Linked DNA regions of Homo sapiens: all the other regions are linked to region 3. A link is an interaction called in ENCODE POLR2A ChIA-PET data of the cell type or tissue named here. Cell type or tissue: CD4-positive, alpha-beta T cell. All regions are shown on one strand. Links, peaks and the distances in the headings refer to the core of each region. The heading gives the core; the rest is flanking DNA. Region 1 overlaps ZSWIM3 (zinc finger SWIM-type containing 3). Region 2 overlaps STK4 (serine/threonine kinase 4). Region 3 overlaps ADA (adenosine deaminase).

What was found. ChIA-PET counts read pairs that join two places held together with the same protein. Peaks named below come from ENCODE experiments on the same cell type or tissue, not always from the same donor. Only the 100,000 strongest peaks of a DNase experiment are listed, where the experiment ranks them.
Region 1: POLR2A ChIA-PET joins it to region 3 with 5 read pairs; 2 of 35 experiments call an interaction of 5 or more read pairs at or near these places.
Region 2: POLR2A ChIA-PET joins it to region 3 with 5 read pairs; 3 of 35 experiments call an interaction of 5 or more read pairs at or near these places.

Annotation. Positions count from the first base shown.
Region 1 is chr20:45,868,082-45,873,529 of GRCh38, reverse strand. The region is part of intron 1 of ZSWIM3 (zinc finger SWIM-type containing 3); the gene reads right to left. Among named protein-coding and RNA genes, the nearest start is that of ZSWIM1, 10 kb to the left of the region's middle. In CD4-positive, alpha-beta T cell, for the core only: no CTCF peak of the experiment used is centred there; no DNase peak of the experiment used is centred there.
Region 2 is chr20:44,977,342-44,982,789 of GRCh38, reverse strand. STK4 (serine/threonine kinase 4) reads right to left here. Exons shown (of 11, transcript NM_006282.5): 3 at 4,219-4,347; 4 at 847-961. Among named protein-coding and RNA genes, the nearest start is that of STK4, 14 kb to the right of the region's middle. In CD4-positive, alpha-beta T cell, for the core only: no CTCF peak of the experiment used is centred there; DNase peaks (open chromatin) are centred at 3,319 and 4,199; H3K4me3 peaks cover 1,853 bases; H3K27ac peaks cover 4,000 bases.
Region 3 is chr20:44,642,917-44,647,585 of GRCh38, reverse strand. All of the region lies in intron 1 of ADA (adenosine deaminase), which reads left to right. Among named protein-coding and RNA genes, the nearest start is that of ADA, 6.4 kb to the left of the region's middle. RefSeq lists cis regulatory regions at 277-872, 1,256-1,283, 1,972-2,530, enhancers at 917-1,432, 1,366-1,465, 281-1,534, 2,686-2,765, 3,439-4,028 and 4 more and a silencer at 1,596-1,675. In CD4-positive, alpha-beta T cell, for the core only: a CTCF peak has its summit at 4,493; DNase peaks (open chromatin) are centred at 1,205, 2,725, 3,855, 4,585 and 1 weaker place; H3K4me3 peaks cover 1,446 bases; H3K27ac peaks cover 3,715 bases.

The DNA of each region.
Region 1 (5,448 bases), core at 588-4,587, 1.2 Mb before region 3:
TTTCTTAGATGTTTATCCAGTGCCTTTCCAATTGGATGGGGATGTCCTCAAGTGTCAGGACTATTATTCCTCAGGGTAGTCCAAGCCTCTAACACAATACTGTGCCTTCAGCAGATGCTTTTTTTTTTGAGATGGCGTTTCACTCTTGTTGCCCAGGCTGGAGTGCGATGGCTCGATCTCGACTCACTGCAACCTCTGCCTCCTGAGTTCAAGCGATTCTCCTGTGTCAGCCTCCCGAGTAGCTGGGATTACAGGCATGCGCCACCATGCCCGGCAAATTTTGTATTTTTAGTAGAGACGGGGTTTCACCATGTTGGCCAGGCTGGTCTTGAACTCCTGACCTCAGATGATCCGCCCACCTCGGCCTCCCAAAGTGCTGGGATTACAGGCGTGAGCAACTGCGCCCGGCTCAGCAGATGCTTATGGATGATGTACTGGATGAATGGATCATGGACCACCAATGGGTGGGATGGGTCACACCCCTCCCTCCTCAGGGAGTGCCCCAGCCCAAAGACCAGGGGAAGGGAAAAAAATCTCACCCCCTGGCCTGACGTGGCATAGCCTAGAAACTCCACCTGCACTTTTCCAAATACTCTAATCCAGCTGGTCCAGTTTGCTCACCCTGTGGGGCAAGCTTGGGAAAACAGGATGTGTGAGTCTCACAGTAACAGGCTGGAGGGGTTTGGGGCTGAGAGTGTCTGTACCTATTGTGTGCACAGTGCGGGGGTGGTGCCATCTCTAGCTCTGGGCCAGGAAGGGCTGGAGCAGTCCAGTAGTACAGCGAGGCCAGTGAGGGGTGACCACTTGTGGTCTCCGCTTGTCTCTCCAGCCTTGTTTTCATCACCTTGTTTTTTGTGTCCTAGAAAGACAAAATGCCTACAACTTTGTGTGTTCACCATGCTCTGTCTCACCTTTGTGCATGTTTGTCCCTTTGTCTGGAATGCCCTTCCTACCTTCCCTCCTCGCAAGCCTTGCTCATCCTTCAGGACTACGTGCACCCATTATCTTTTCTAGGAAGCCTTCCTCAAGCCCTTAGTTGGGTACTACTCTTCTGCTAACTCAACATCTTAGCCTAACTCTAGCTCATCAAGTTATATTGACTTTATGTGTACTTAGTGAACATTTGTTGAGCTATTCCAAAGAAAGGTACTAGTGAGTGCCCACCACAAAGCTCCTTGTACCATTCCTGGCTCCATTTATGTCTGCCCCTCCCAGGGCGGGAACCTGGATATTCTTTTTGATTCTTCTTTCTCACCTACATCCAATATGTTAACAAGTCTTTTAGTTCTCCCCTACCACTGCTACATGTATTGAGGATTTATTATATATCTGGCTACATGAAGCCCCCAATGTGCATCATTTTACAGTAGGAAAAGGATTCTATTATCATCTACATTTTACAGATGGGAAAACAAGCTTAAAGAGGTTCTCAAGGATGAGAATCTGGGATTTAATCCTCCAGCTAAGACCTGGGAACATGGGATTTGTACTGCTTGTTTGTCTGCAGTCTGACTAGTTAACCATTATGCTGCCTTCCTTCAAAATATTTATCCTTTCTCTGAATTCCTACTTTTACCCTCCTCATCTTGACTCCCAACATATTGGATAGGTTCAAAACTTCCTTAAGGATCTCTAAACATACTTTTTTTTTCTTTTTTTTTTTTTCTTTGAGACAGATATTCGTTCTGTTGCCCAGGCTGGAGTGCAGTAGTGTGATCTTGACTCACTGCAACCTCTGCCTCCTGGGTTCAAGCAATTCTTCTGCCTCAGCCTCCCAAGAGCTGGGATTACAGGTGCCTGCCACCATGCCTGGCTATTTTTTTCTTTCTTTTTTTTTTTTTTAGTAGAGATGGGGTTTCACTCCTGTGTAATCTCTCCCCTGACTAGACTTTGAGAGTAGAGACTCTGTAGCCTTTTGAACAACTTGTACAGTATTTGGTACACAGAATTCAGTAAATGTTTGAAATTAAACAAATGACTTGTCCAAAGTTATAGTCAGTAAGAGTAATAGTGCTAGGACTAGGAGCCACGTCTTCTAAGAAAATTCTATCCCAGTGATCTTCCTATTATACTACTTATGTCATAGGAAGAACTTTTTATGCCTCAGTCATTCATTTGACATTCATAGAGCACCTATTATGTGCCAGACACTGGAAACACCATTGGCTCCTTTACCTCTATAGTTACAGTAGAAAAACACAAACATCTACAGAGTAGATTGGAAGGAAGCAAGACTGGTTGACCCCCTCCAGATCCTGGTTAAGTGCTGTTAGATATAAGCACTAAAGGAGATTCAGGAAAGTATAAAACCATGTCCCCATCTTGAAGGGAGTTTATGCCTTTACCAGGGAGACAGTAAGTACAGATGAATATAACTATAGTGCTCAATGAATTCTTGCAAAAGATGTCTGTGCTTCAATACATGTTATATCTCAATAGAAGATTAAGGGAAACAGAAAAAAAATAACTTCAACCTAGCACTCATTAAGTTTGGAATTCATGATTCAAACAACAGCTTGCATCATGACTTCCAGTAGCTGGGCGCCGTGGCTCACACCTGTAATCCTAGCATTTTGGGAGGCCAAGGTAGGTGGATCACTTGAGGCCAAGAGTTCATGACCAGCCTGGCCAACATGGAGAAACTCCATCTCTACTAAAAATACAAAAAATTAGCCGGGCATGCTGGTGCACACCTGTAATCTCAGCTACTCGGGTGGCTGAGGCAGAAGAATCACTTGAACCCAGGAGGCAGAGGTTGCAGTGAGTCAAGATCACGCCACTGCACTCCAGCCTGGGCGACAGAGTGAGACTTTGTCTCAGAAAAGTAAAAAAAAAAAAAATAAATTCCACTTAGCTATGTGACCTTGGACAAGTCACTTCACTTCCTCTAAGCCTCCAATTTCTTCTCTCTCTATACATGGAAATAACAATATGAATAATCAGTACCACTTAAAGTGAATTAATTTAAAAAGCTATAACAGGAATTGTTGGTTGCCAACTCAACAACCTTTGTCCCTTCTTTTCTATTTTCTTCAGTTGTCATTCCTCCCCCACATCACTACATGCTTCAGGGCTAATCTAAGTCAATTAAGGTAATTGTATTAGGAATGGGCATGGATATTGGCCCAATTCGGGACAAAGAAACATGACAGGAAATTGGCAGGAAACCAAGGAAGGCTTTTTTTTTTTTGAGACGGAGTCTCCCTCTGTCACCCAGGTTGGAATGCACTGGCACGGTCTTGGCTCACTGCAACCTCCGCCTCCCGGGTTCAAGCGATTCTCCTGCCTCAGCCTCCCGAGTAGCTGGGACTACAGGCATGCTACCGTGCCCGGCTAATTTTTGTATTTTTAGTAGAGACAGGGTTTTACCATGTTGGTCAGGCTGGTCTCAAACTCCTGACCTCGTGATCTGCCTGCCTTAGCCTCCCAAAGTGCTAGGATTACAGCCACCACGCTTGGCCTTTTCTTTTTTTTTTTTTTTTTCTTGAGACGGAGTTTTGCCCTGTTGCCCAGTCTGGAGTGCAGTGGCAAGATCTCGACTCACTGTAACCTCCGCCTCCTGGGTTCCAGCGATTCTCCTGGCTTAGCCTCCCGAGTAGCTGGGATTACAGGTGCCCGCCACCACGCCTGGTTAATTTTTGTAGTTTTAGTAGAGATGGGGGTTTCATCATGTTGGCCAGGCTGGTCTTGAACTCCTGACCTCGTGATCCACCCACCTCAGCCTCCCAAAGCACTGGGATTACAGGTGTGAGCCACCACGCCCGGCAAGAAAGGCTTCTTCTTCTGGATGTGACTCCTGCATTTGTGCCACATGGGGAGCCTTCCTAAGGACAAAGCTGAGACCTGAACATGGCAGAGTGGAAAAATGCAGAGTCCAGGCCACTGAGACAATGACCTTTGGAGGCCCACCTCTGGGCTTCTAAGTATCTGCAATAAGCCATTTTGAGTCAGGGTTTTCAGCTAATTGCAGCCAAAAACATACCCAGACACATTTCTTTTTTTTTTCTTTTGAGACGGAGTTTTGCTCTTATTGCCCAGTCTGGAGTGCCGTGGCATGATCTCGCCTCACTGCAACCCCTGCCTCCCAGATTCAAGTGATTCTCCTGCCTCAGCCTCCCGAGTAGCTGGGATTACAGGCGCCCACCATCATGCCTGGCTAATTTTTTGTATTTTTAGTAGTGACAGGGTTTCACCATGTGGCCAGGCTGGTTTTGAACTCCGGGCCTCAAGCAATCCACCTGTCTTGGCCTCCCAAATTGCTAGGATTATAGGCATGAGCCACTGCGCCCGGCCACCCAGAAACATTTCATAGGGAATAGTGATAAACAAGATCTGGGTGGAACTTTATCACTACCACCCAGATAGTGATAAACAAGATCTGGGTGGAAAATGAGACTAAAATTATAAAGTTAATATTATATTTAGCAGGGCCGGGCACAGTGGCTGACGCCTGTAATCCCAGCACTTTGGGAGGCCGAGGCGGGTGGATCACCTGAGGTCAGGAGTTCAAGACCAGCCTGACCAACATGGTGAAACCCTGTCTCTACTAAAAATACAAAAATTAGCTGGGCATGATGGCTTGTGCCTGTAATCCTAGCTACTCAAGAGGCTGAGGCAGGAGAATTGCTTGCACCCGGAGGTGGAGGTTGCAGTGAGCCGAGATTGCGCCACTTCACTCCAGCCGGGGTGACAAAACAAGACCCTGTCTCAAAAAATAAAAATAATGATTATTATTATTATATTTAGCAAAAGTAGGTTATAATGGCAGCTATATGCCAATTCTCAGAATAATCAAAGAATGACTTAAAGCAACTATTCTTTTCCTAGTATAGTTTTCCCAAACACTAGGCCAGGTGCAGTGGTTCATGCCTGTAATCCCAACACTTTGGGAGACCGAGGCGAGTGGATCACCTGAGGTCAGGAGTTCAAGACCAGCCTGGCCAACATGGTGAAACCCTGTCTCTACTAAAAATACAAAAATTAGCCGGGTGTGGTGGCGCATGCCTGTAATCCCAGCTACTCAGGAGGCTGAGGCTGCAGTGAGCCAAGGTCGCACCACTGCACTCCGGCCTGGACAGGAGAGCAAGACTCTATCTCAAAAAAAAAAAATTCCCAAACACTATACTTCATTTCCTGTCTCACTTTTGCAACATACAAAAGATGGTTTTGCCAAAATATTCCTTAGCTTTACTAAGTTTCCGAAGGGCTTAATTTTTCCTAGGCAAATCCTCTACTTTTCAAGTTTTTACCATCTCATCATCTTTGTTGATTTCCCTTCTTCCTTTGTTAACTGGTATAAGGCTGAAGGTTTTCTATCATCACTTGCAGGGATTTCGCCTAGTCCTACAAGTTTTGGGAGATGTGCCATTTCAGTCTACAGTCAGTTTTATTTACATTTGCATTACCTTGATGCTTAATGTATCTCTTCATCAGCCAGAAATTGACTAC
Region 2 (5,448 bases), core at 886-4,885, 330 kb before region 3:
TTACTATTAGATCCTTCAGGCCTAAAACAGTGTTCAAGAAATATTTACTGAACGAATACATAAAGACATTAAGTAACTGAACCAGAACTAAAACCCATGACTCCTAGGTCTTATACTGCAACCACAGTATCAGCAAATAATCTTTCATAAGGGGATTATTCTCTGATTAACAGGAAATACAGGAATTTAATTTGTGAACACGCTAGGTAGAAGCAGAAACCCAAATCCAAATCCAAATTTAAACATTTAAAATTCATTCTATAACTAAGATCTAACAGTCATTTTCTTCCCAGTAAGAAATAACCAAAGCATGCTAAAAATCACTGGACTAAATTGGTGTCAAAACTGCCACATTGCCAGGCATGGGGGGGTCATACTTGTAATCCCAGCACTTTGGGAGGCCGAGGTGGGAAAATTGCTTGAGGCCAGGAGTTCGAAACCAGCCTGGGCAACACAGTGAGACACCATCTCCACAAAAAAAAAAAATTAAAAAACAAAACAAAACATTAGCTGGGCATGGTGGTACACGCCTGTAGTCCCAGCTACTCAGGAGCCTGAAGTGAGAGGATCACTGAAGCCCAGGAGGTAGAGCTATGACTGTAGTGAGCTATGACTGTGCCACTACACTCCAGCCTGGGTGACAGGGGACTCTGGTCTCTTGAAAAAAAAAAAAAAAAAAAGCTGTCACACTTAGGAGACATAAAAGAATAAAGATGGAAAATAACCATGGAAAAGGGGAAATCTGACAGTCGTCTCTCTAGTAGGAGAATGCCCTGAAAAAGAGGCAGAGAAAAGAAGATGGCATAAGAAACTAGCTCAGTTGCATGTTCTAGAAGGTAAACCTACCGTTTTATTTCGTAATCGAATGATATCAGATACAGAACCAGCCCCACAGTACTCCATAACGATCCATAAGTCTGTGTTCTTAAAATAACTGCCATAATATTTGACTACATGAGGGCTAGAGAGAGAGAGACAATACAAATTAATAAAATGGCCTTCAAATATCTCTTAATTCATGCTAGCAAGTATATACAAATTAATTCCTCATCTGGAAAGATCAATTATTCATAGTTAAGGATAAAATGGACAACCTCCTGATAAGAATGCAAAATGGTATAGCTTTTCTGGAGGGTAATAAATCACAAAAGTATAAAAAACTTGGTGAGTTCTTTAACCAGCATTTCTATGTCTACAATTTATCCTCAAAAAAGAATTATAAATGTTCAAAAAGTAACAGTTACCATCATAGCACTATTGACAAAAGTGGAAATTTAGATATCATCTAAATGTCCATCCAACATTAGGGAGTTTATTTAAGAAATAATGATACAGGGCCAGGTGCAGTGGCTCACACCTGTAATCCCAACACTTTGGGAGGCCGATGCGGGCGGATTGCCTGAGCTCAGGAGTTCGTGACCAGCCTGGACAAGATGGTGAAACCCTGTCTCTACTAAAATACAAAAAATTAGCCAGCCGTGGCAGTGTGCACCTGTAGTCCCTGCTACTCGGGAGGCTGAGGCAGGAAAATTGTTTGAACCCAGGAGGTAGAGGTTGCAGCGAGCCGAAATCGCGCCACTGCACTCCAGCCTGGGCGACAGAGCAAGACTCCATCTCAAAAAAAACAAAGAATGCTATAGCCGTATAATAAAATATCATGAATCCATGAAAAATGTTATAGACTATGTGATAACATGAGAAGATACTGTGTTTACACAAACAAACAAACAAAAAAGCAGGCTACAAAACAGGAATTACTGTAAAACTCCAAAGTGATTTGGAAGAATATGTGTATCAAGCAGTGTTTAAGAATGATGATTTCAGCCAGGCGCAGTGGCTCACATCTGTAATCCCAGCACTTTGGGAGGCCGAGGTGGGCGGATCCCGAGGTCAGGAGATCGAGACCATCCTGGCTAACATGGTGAAACCCCGTCTCTACTAAAAATACAAAAAAATTAGCCTGGCGTGGTGGCAGGCCCTGTAGTCCCAACTACTCAGGAGGCTGAGGCAGGAGAATGGCATGAACCCAGGAGCCGGAGCTTGCAGTGAGTCGAGATCGCGCCACTGCACTCCAGCCTGGGCAACAGAGTGAGGAGACTCCGTCTCAAAAAAAAGAAAAAATGATGATTTCTCCAAAGGGAAAAGTGATTTTCTTTTCTTTTCATTTGAATTTTTCTAAGAAGTCATATGTACTTTGTAATAAAAACATACACATACTACAATCTATTATAAAGAAAAAATGTTCAGGATCAAACCTGGAATTTTAGGTCTCAAGCTGGAAGAGAGATACCAAACAAGAAATTCAGAGAAAAATCAAATATCCTATTAAAATAAAATAATGTGCCCTCTGAGAGCTGCCAGCTTTAACTGGCTAGATTGTTATCATGGCCAAATGAAGTTTCCTAACAACTGATGTTAAAACCAAATTGGCTTCATTAACTCAGAACTCTTACAATTTCCTCTTCAAACCTTAGGAAACATGCCAGTGACAAGGACAGCAAAACACACACACACATTAAATATTAATGAAAAAAGTGTCTAAGGTAAATATCAACACATTTACTCTCCCTGTAATACAGTACTGACAGGAGTTAAATACTGTAGGCCATTACTATCAAGTATTTACTACTGGAATATGTTCTCTATAGACTTGCACTGTTGGCTAGATTCTCCTCTACATATATATATACTTAGCCTGTCCAATTAGTCTATAAACTCCCAAAGCACAAGGACTCTGCTCTGTATTTCACTGTATTCCTTACAGTGCTTAGCACAGAGTAGACGCTTGAAAATATCTCTTCTTTAATTAAAGACATTTCCATACTCTGTTTGGAACACAGCTCCCGCACAGTCTATCGAAAGTGACAAAGTCCCAATTTGCCAAATGGAAAGAACTTCCAAAATGTATCTGAAAAAGGAGCAAATGGAAAACTGCCACCTTCATCTGGTCAATCCAATCAAGAAAAATGGGGATTTTATCTAGTAGACAGTAATCACAAAAATAGAAGGGAAAAAAAAAGAAGGGAGAGAAAAAAGAAAGGACTACATTCCCAAGTCTGTGAGACTGAAAGGCTTCTGGACTAATTTTTTGGTAGGTAGCCCCACCTAAACCCTAATGTAGAAGTTTTGCAAACAGCAGGTACTAAGTTGATCTGCTGACCAAAAAGCCTTCAGAAGAATGAATGCAGCTTCAACTGAGAGAATTTCTCACCCATCTTCAGCTCCCTAGAGCTGGCATTGCCCCTAACTTTGTGTTTGTCTCTAATCTAAATAGTGCTGGGGAAGCCTGCTCTATCAGTGACCAACCCATGTTGTCATGGAATTTCAGAGCAAACCACGTGGTTTTCTGTGGTTGTCTTTTGGTCTGACTTCCTGCTTACAACATTTGACAAATCTTAGTTCCTCAAAAATAAATACGTAGGTACTCTCAGCTAGAATAATTTTTTTTAATGTGAAGGAACAAACAGTAGTATATACATAACTACTCTTTTTTTATAGATTTACCTGATATTCTAAGGTTTCTAGAACTAAAAAACATTTGAATTATCTGTTCTTGGCTATCTCTGCAGAAATGTTTTCTCAATAGGAAGTAAAAAAGATCATTATCACACACACAAAAAAAAGCAAGCACCACCTTCTGCCTCTTCTTCCTAGTTTCTAAAAGGGCTCACTGAAGAAAAGAAAAAAGCCAGGTATGGTGGCTCACTCCTGTAATCCCAGTACTTTGGGACTTGGCCGAGGCAGGCAGATCATTTATGGTCAGGAATTTGAGATCAGCCTGACGAATATGGTGAAATTCCATCTCTACTAAAAATACAAAAATATTAGCTGGGCGTAGTGGCACATGCCTGTAGTCCCAGCTACTCGGGAGGCTGAGGCACAAGAATCACTTGAACCTGGGAGGTGGAGGTTGCAATGAGCCGAGATTGCACCACTGCACCCCAGCCTGGGCGACAGAGCGAGACTTTGTCTCAGAAAAAAAAAAAAAGAAAAATTGAAAAAAAAAAACAAAACACCATGCATAAAAATTACGGAGGTTTAGCTACAAAAACAACCATTATCATCATATTTTTTTCTGAAAAGAAAATGCACAGTGATTCCATCGAATTCTCCCTTCTGCAAAATATCTAAGTAAATGTGTCTCTAGGTATCAAACTCTACACAATCATAGCTAATTCAAAACCACATTCTCCCCAAAGGAAGCCCACATGCCTTTACCTGTCACATTGCTGCATTATAGAGATTTCTTTGATTATCTCCTGGAGGTCTGATTCCACAGGAACTTGCTTAATAGCAACAATCTGGCCGGTCTCTTTATGAATAGCTTTGTATACGCTGCCATAGGACCTATACATTTGGGAGAAGAAGAACATTTATAAAGTCAAAGCAAGCCAAGATATAAGAAGTGGTAAAACACAAGCAACTGATAGTTCTAACATATATCCCTAAGTGCCTAATACATATACACTTGCAAAACTAAGATAGCTAAAATACTTTTGGGGAAAAAACTGTCAAGAGAACTACAACAAAATGGCATCTTGAAAGCTTCACATTCAAAACTGTAATGAATGTATTCTTATGAGATGGTAATATAGTAGCTGCCATGCACTGCATGCCTGCTATCTGCTAGAGACTGTACACCATCTCAATTCATTCCTACAAAAAATGAAGATGAGATGACTATCCCTATTTTACAGGTAAATGTAAAAAGGTTCAAAGGGGTTTATGATTTGCCCAAGGTCACATAAGTTATCAGTCCAGGATTTGAAACCAGTTGTGTTATCAGTCCAGGATTTGAACCCGGGTGTGTCTGAAAACAAAGCTTACGTTGTCTCCCCATCTATACTGGGGTACAATATGGAAGTGGCAGTCTTTGTTTTATTGTATTCACTCTAGTACCACAAGATCTTTCTGTCCTTGCTCCTCTTACTTACAATAATACTTAAAATATTATGGAAACTAATTAAAATCTAAGCCTGTTTAATATTAGTATCAGGTAAACACAGCACACACACTCTTTGCTTCCTACTCCATCTTCCCTTAACAGCTTAATATCAAAATAAAGTTTGTGTATCTAGTCAATTTGGAGGCTACAGATCCACTAGATTTTGAAAGTAAAGAAGCTGGATTTGAGTCCTACCAACACTACATTTAGCTATCATTTACACCTTATTAACCTTGTTGTACCTGAATTTTCTCATCTGTAAAATGACAATAATACAAACTACCTTACAAGATGTGATGGTATCTCATTTGTGATGGTCAAATGAGATACCATCATCACTTTATACAGATAACATTTTCATTGGAATCCTGGGCAGCTGTCAGTGAAATAATACTGAGTAAACTGTCTTTCATATTTCCCAACACATCTGTATCTTCACACTGTCTTGGTGAAAAAAAAAATCAAAATAGCAGTGCCACCTACTATGTCAAAGTACAATACTC
Region 3 (4,669 bases), core at 670-4,669:
CTTCATCCCCATTTACAGATGAAGAAACTGAAGCTTAGGGAGTGGAGGGACTTGCCAGGGCTACACAAAATCTGAGAGCCTTGAAGCTGTAGACTGGCAAGTGAACAGGTACAGGCTGGGACAGCAGTTTCTTTCTTTTTTTCTTTTTTTAGACAGAGTTTCGCTCTTGTTGCCCAGGCTGGAGTGCAATGGCACGACCTCGGCTCACTGCAACCTTCGCCTCCCAGGTTCAAGTGATTCTTCTGCCTCAGCCTCCCAAGTAGCTGGAATTACAGGCATGCACCACCATGCCCGGCTAATTTTTTGTATTTTTAGTAGAGACGGGGTTTCTCCTTGTTGGCCAGGCTGGTCTCGAACTCCCGACTTCAGGTGATCCGCCCACCTCAGCCTCCCAAAGTGCCGGGATTACAGGCATGAGCCACCGCACCCGGCCAAGGGACAGCAGTTTCTAAACTGTCCCTCTCTGATGCAGAGGGGAATTGGGGCTAAATCAGCAATGTGCCTTTTCTGTCTCATATTTGAATGTCTACTCTGCACGAGGCGCTGTCCTGCTTTGCATACAGTGACTCATTTAATGTTTATGTCAGCCCTCTGAGGAAGGTCCTGTCCTATTATTAACTTCACTTATTATGAGGAAACTGAGACTCAGAGAGGGGAGGGAACTTGCCAAAGTCACACAGCTGGCAAGCAGCAGAGCTAGACTTGAACCCAGATCTGCCTGCACTCAAGTAGAAGCTGTTCATTGCTTTGCTCATTTGCCAATTCCACTTTATGCAAAAAAGAGGGGGCAGTGTGGGGGGAAGAGTTAGAATCAGGGTGGCAGGGTGGGCCAGTGCATTAGCCCTGGGCTTCAGATGTACTGGGGTTGAATTCCTGCCTGCCGCTTAGCAGCTAGGGTACCTCAGGTAGACAACTCCTGAAACTCAGCTTCCCCCTCTGTAAAATGGGGTGACAAAACCAAGATCTTGGGGTTCTTGGGGAAACTGACATGCTGATTGGTTTTTGTACAGTGCCTGGCTGGTAACAGCAGGCCCTCAGGGGTGCGTTTCCTTCCTGGGGACTGGAGTGGGGGTTGCAGTAGACTCTGGGAGGCCTCTCCAGCTGCAGAATCTCCCTCCTCCCTCCTCCTTTTTGTCTTCCTGACACAAAACCCACCAGCTGCACTTCTTTGGGCTTGCAGTGGCTTTCAGTTACCAGAGCCACCTGTTAAAACAAAAATGTGCCTAGGAAGAGCCTGCCTTACCCATTTTGACTCACATGGCAGTTGGTGGTGGAGGGGAACAAAGGAGACTGAGTTTCATCGAAGCCTTTTGCTTCGGAGGAGGAAGGGAGGATCAGAGAGAGGAAGTGGTCTGTGTTCACACAGGGAGGCAGGGGAGGCCAGGCAGCTTCCCAATCCTGCATTCAACCTCAGGGTGGGCTTGACCTGGGTGGCTGGGGGCCCTGTGATCCAGGAGAGACTTGTCCACCTGCTCAGGTGTCTTGAAGGGGTCCCTGTGGTACCCCCTGGGGCGGGGCAAGGTAGTAGGACCATGGTCTGGCTGGGGAGGTGGAGAGGAGCAGGCTGTGGGCGCAGAGTGAGGTTGGAATCTGTATTTACCCAAGGTGTTGGGGGTAGGCTTGCCCTCAGCCCTTAATGTTCTCAGGCCCCTGAGCAGTTGTGGGGGATAACCTCTGCACTCCTAGTGACCAGGGAGCTAGAACAGCAAGGAATTTGAACTTGGACACCAGCTGGGGTCAGGCTCTCTGGGTCTGAGTCCTGATTTCCCACTTTCCAGCTAGAGGAGCTTGAATGAGTCATTTAACTTCACGGTGCCTCAGTTTCCCCTCTCTAAAATGAGAATTATACCCATACCCACCTCTCAAACACCAAGTGCAGGCCTGGCTCAGAGCAGGTGCTGCAGCAATAGCTGCCATTGGTCAGCATCATCATCATGGTTGGTAATGGTCCTACTTTGACTTTTGAGACAGAGTCTCACTCTGTCGCCCAGGCTGGAGTGCAGTGGTGCAATCTCGGCTCACTACAACCTCTGCCTCCCGGGTTCAAGTGATTCTTCTGCCTCAGTCTCCCAAGTAGTTGGGATTACAGGTGTGCGCCACCATGCCTGGCTAATTTTTGTGTTTTTAGTAGAGACAGGGTTTCACCATGTTGGCCATAACAATGGCTGTCCTTGAAGTAGTCCTGGGTACCAGGTGACTTCAGTGACTTTTTTTTTTTTTTTTTTTTTGAGCTGGAGTCTTCCTCTGTCACCCAAGCTGGAGTGCAGTGGCACGATTTTGGCTCACTGCAACCTCTGCCTCCTGGGTTCATGCGATCCTCCTGCCTCAGCCTCCCAAGTAGCTGGGACTTGGGATACACTTGCCCCCGCTGGTCCTCCCTTCCACCTCTGTGAAGAGGAGGTCTCAAACTCCTGGCCTCAAGTGATCCACCCACCTCAGCCTCCCAAAGTGCTGGGATTTCAAGAGTGAGCCACCGCACCTGGCCCCTGTTTAGATGTTAGCATCAGTGACCCAGCACCTTGCTATGTGGCATGCAGGGAGCGTGCTGCTAGACCTCCGGGTTTAGAGTCAAATAGCTTCCTGGCTGTGGTATGCATTAGACTTTCTAACTCAAGGTCCTCCCACTCTCTGAGCCTCAGTCTTGTTGCCTTTAAAACGAGTTTAAGTGTGCTGAGTCCCTATGCTGTGGCTCCACAGGAATTTCCCCAGGTGGAAGACACATCTTGCCTTCTGTGAAACCTCTCAGCAGCAGAGCTGTCAGGCCCCGTCAGCAGGAGACACTGTGGGGACTGCTCAGTCCCTTCCACTGTGTACCTCGGAGCTGGCGGAGCCTAGATGAGGCTGAGCATAGAGGGCTTCCTGGAGGAAGTGGAGCTGAAACAGTTTCTCAGCCCAGGGCTGCTCTGTCTCCTGGCCTCACACTAAAAGTCAGTTGAGAGGCCATAGTGGCATAAGTCACTGACCCTGGCACTGCCCAGCTCATCACCAAAAGCAGGGCTAGGGAGGGAGGGGACATTCGATTGGCAGTGGGCACCTGTGGCTCATCTGGGTTCTGGCCACGGTGCTCAGGTTCTGTGAGCTGACCAGGCAGCCCTGGCTCCTCTGCCCCCGTGTGGGTTCTGCCAGGTCCCATGGGGGCAGGTCAGCCCCTTCCTTGTTGCAGGGAGAGCACCCAGCATTGCTGACATGGGACAGGGAAACGAGGAAATAACGGTGTGGTCATTGAACACAGAGAGCACTAGGTGCTGTGCGAGGTGCTGAGGACACGACATGATGACACAGACAAGGTCCCCCCTCTCAGCAAACGGCTCATGAGGGAGACAGACATGTTACATACATGAACCCAAAAAGTCAGACGAAAACAAAACAGAGCGATGTGTTTGGGAGGCAAACCCAACTGCCGGAGGCGAGCAGGGCGTCTACCTCCAAGGTAAACCCAGTCAGATTAGTTGTCCCCAAGGCTCACCAGGGAGAACTAATCTGACTAGGTTTGCCTTGGAGGTAGACGGCCCTGCTCGCCCTCCAGCAGTTGGGAACGTGGAAACATGAGTCAGATCTGGGAGTATCTGTCCCAGGAGTCCAAGACCTGGGTCCTCATGGTAGCTCTGCCACCGACACACTGAGTGACCTTGGGTAAGTGAACCCACCGCCCTGGACCTCTCTGGCACGCATCTCTTGAGAGCAGGGACTTAGTGCATTTCCCGAGGGCCTCCACGGTGCCTGGCACATAGTGGGGCTTAGTAAATATTTGTTGGTAACTGAGGATGCTTCCTGTTCACATCAGCGCTGGGAGGATTTCCTGCTGTTCAGACAAATGCTGGGCTGGCTGTGAGTCAGCCTTGCAGAGAGCAAAGGCAGTGGGAAGGGGCGTGAGATTCCCCTCTGGAGAGGTCAGGAGGCCAGGCACTGTCTCGACATGAGTGCCAGGGAGGGGGTGTGGCCTGTGGGCAGGGCTTGGGCTGAGGCAGAGGGACTTGAGTTCCACCCTAGCTCTACCACCATCAATTTTGTGTAACTCTGGACAGGCCACTGAACTTCTCCGGGCTTAGCCTGGCAAGTCCATTTCCCCATCTGTAACATGGGCCGATATGTACATTGCCTAGGGATTAAATGAGATAAAGGGTCTGAAAACAGTAGGTAGCTGCTTTATCATTATTATTATTTCTGTATTATTGATGTCTGAGGCTAGGCCCACAGAGGCAGTACAGTAGAGTGGTTAGGAGCTCAAGAATCAGACTAGGGTTCAAATTCTGACTCCATCACTGACTGTTTTGGGGTACTTCTTTGAACCTCAGTTTCTTCATCAGTAAAATGGGAGTGAAGTCTCTACCTTGCTGGTTGTAAGGATGAAATAAGATAATGCATATAGATGGTCTAGCACATAGTAGATACTCAAAAGTTTGAGGCCACTGCTGACCCTTTTCCCTGAAAGGAGACAGGAGAGCGGGGTCGCCACCCCATTGTCATTGTCATCTGGAATAGGCTGACAGACTTCCCATGGTGTGTTGCAGTTTTCTAGAAAATTCAGTAGGAGGCCTGCCTGAGCTTGAGCCACCTGTGGAGGTGGCTTCCTGCCTCTGCTCCACACCTGAAACGCGTCTGGGCCTCTTCTCAGGCAGCCGTGAGAAGGGATGAGTGCTACTGGTCATGGTGGGCAGCTGGCTCTGCT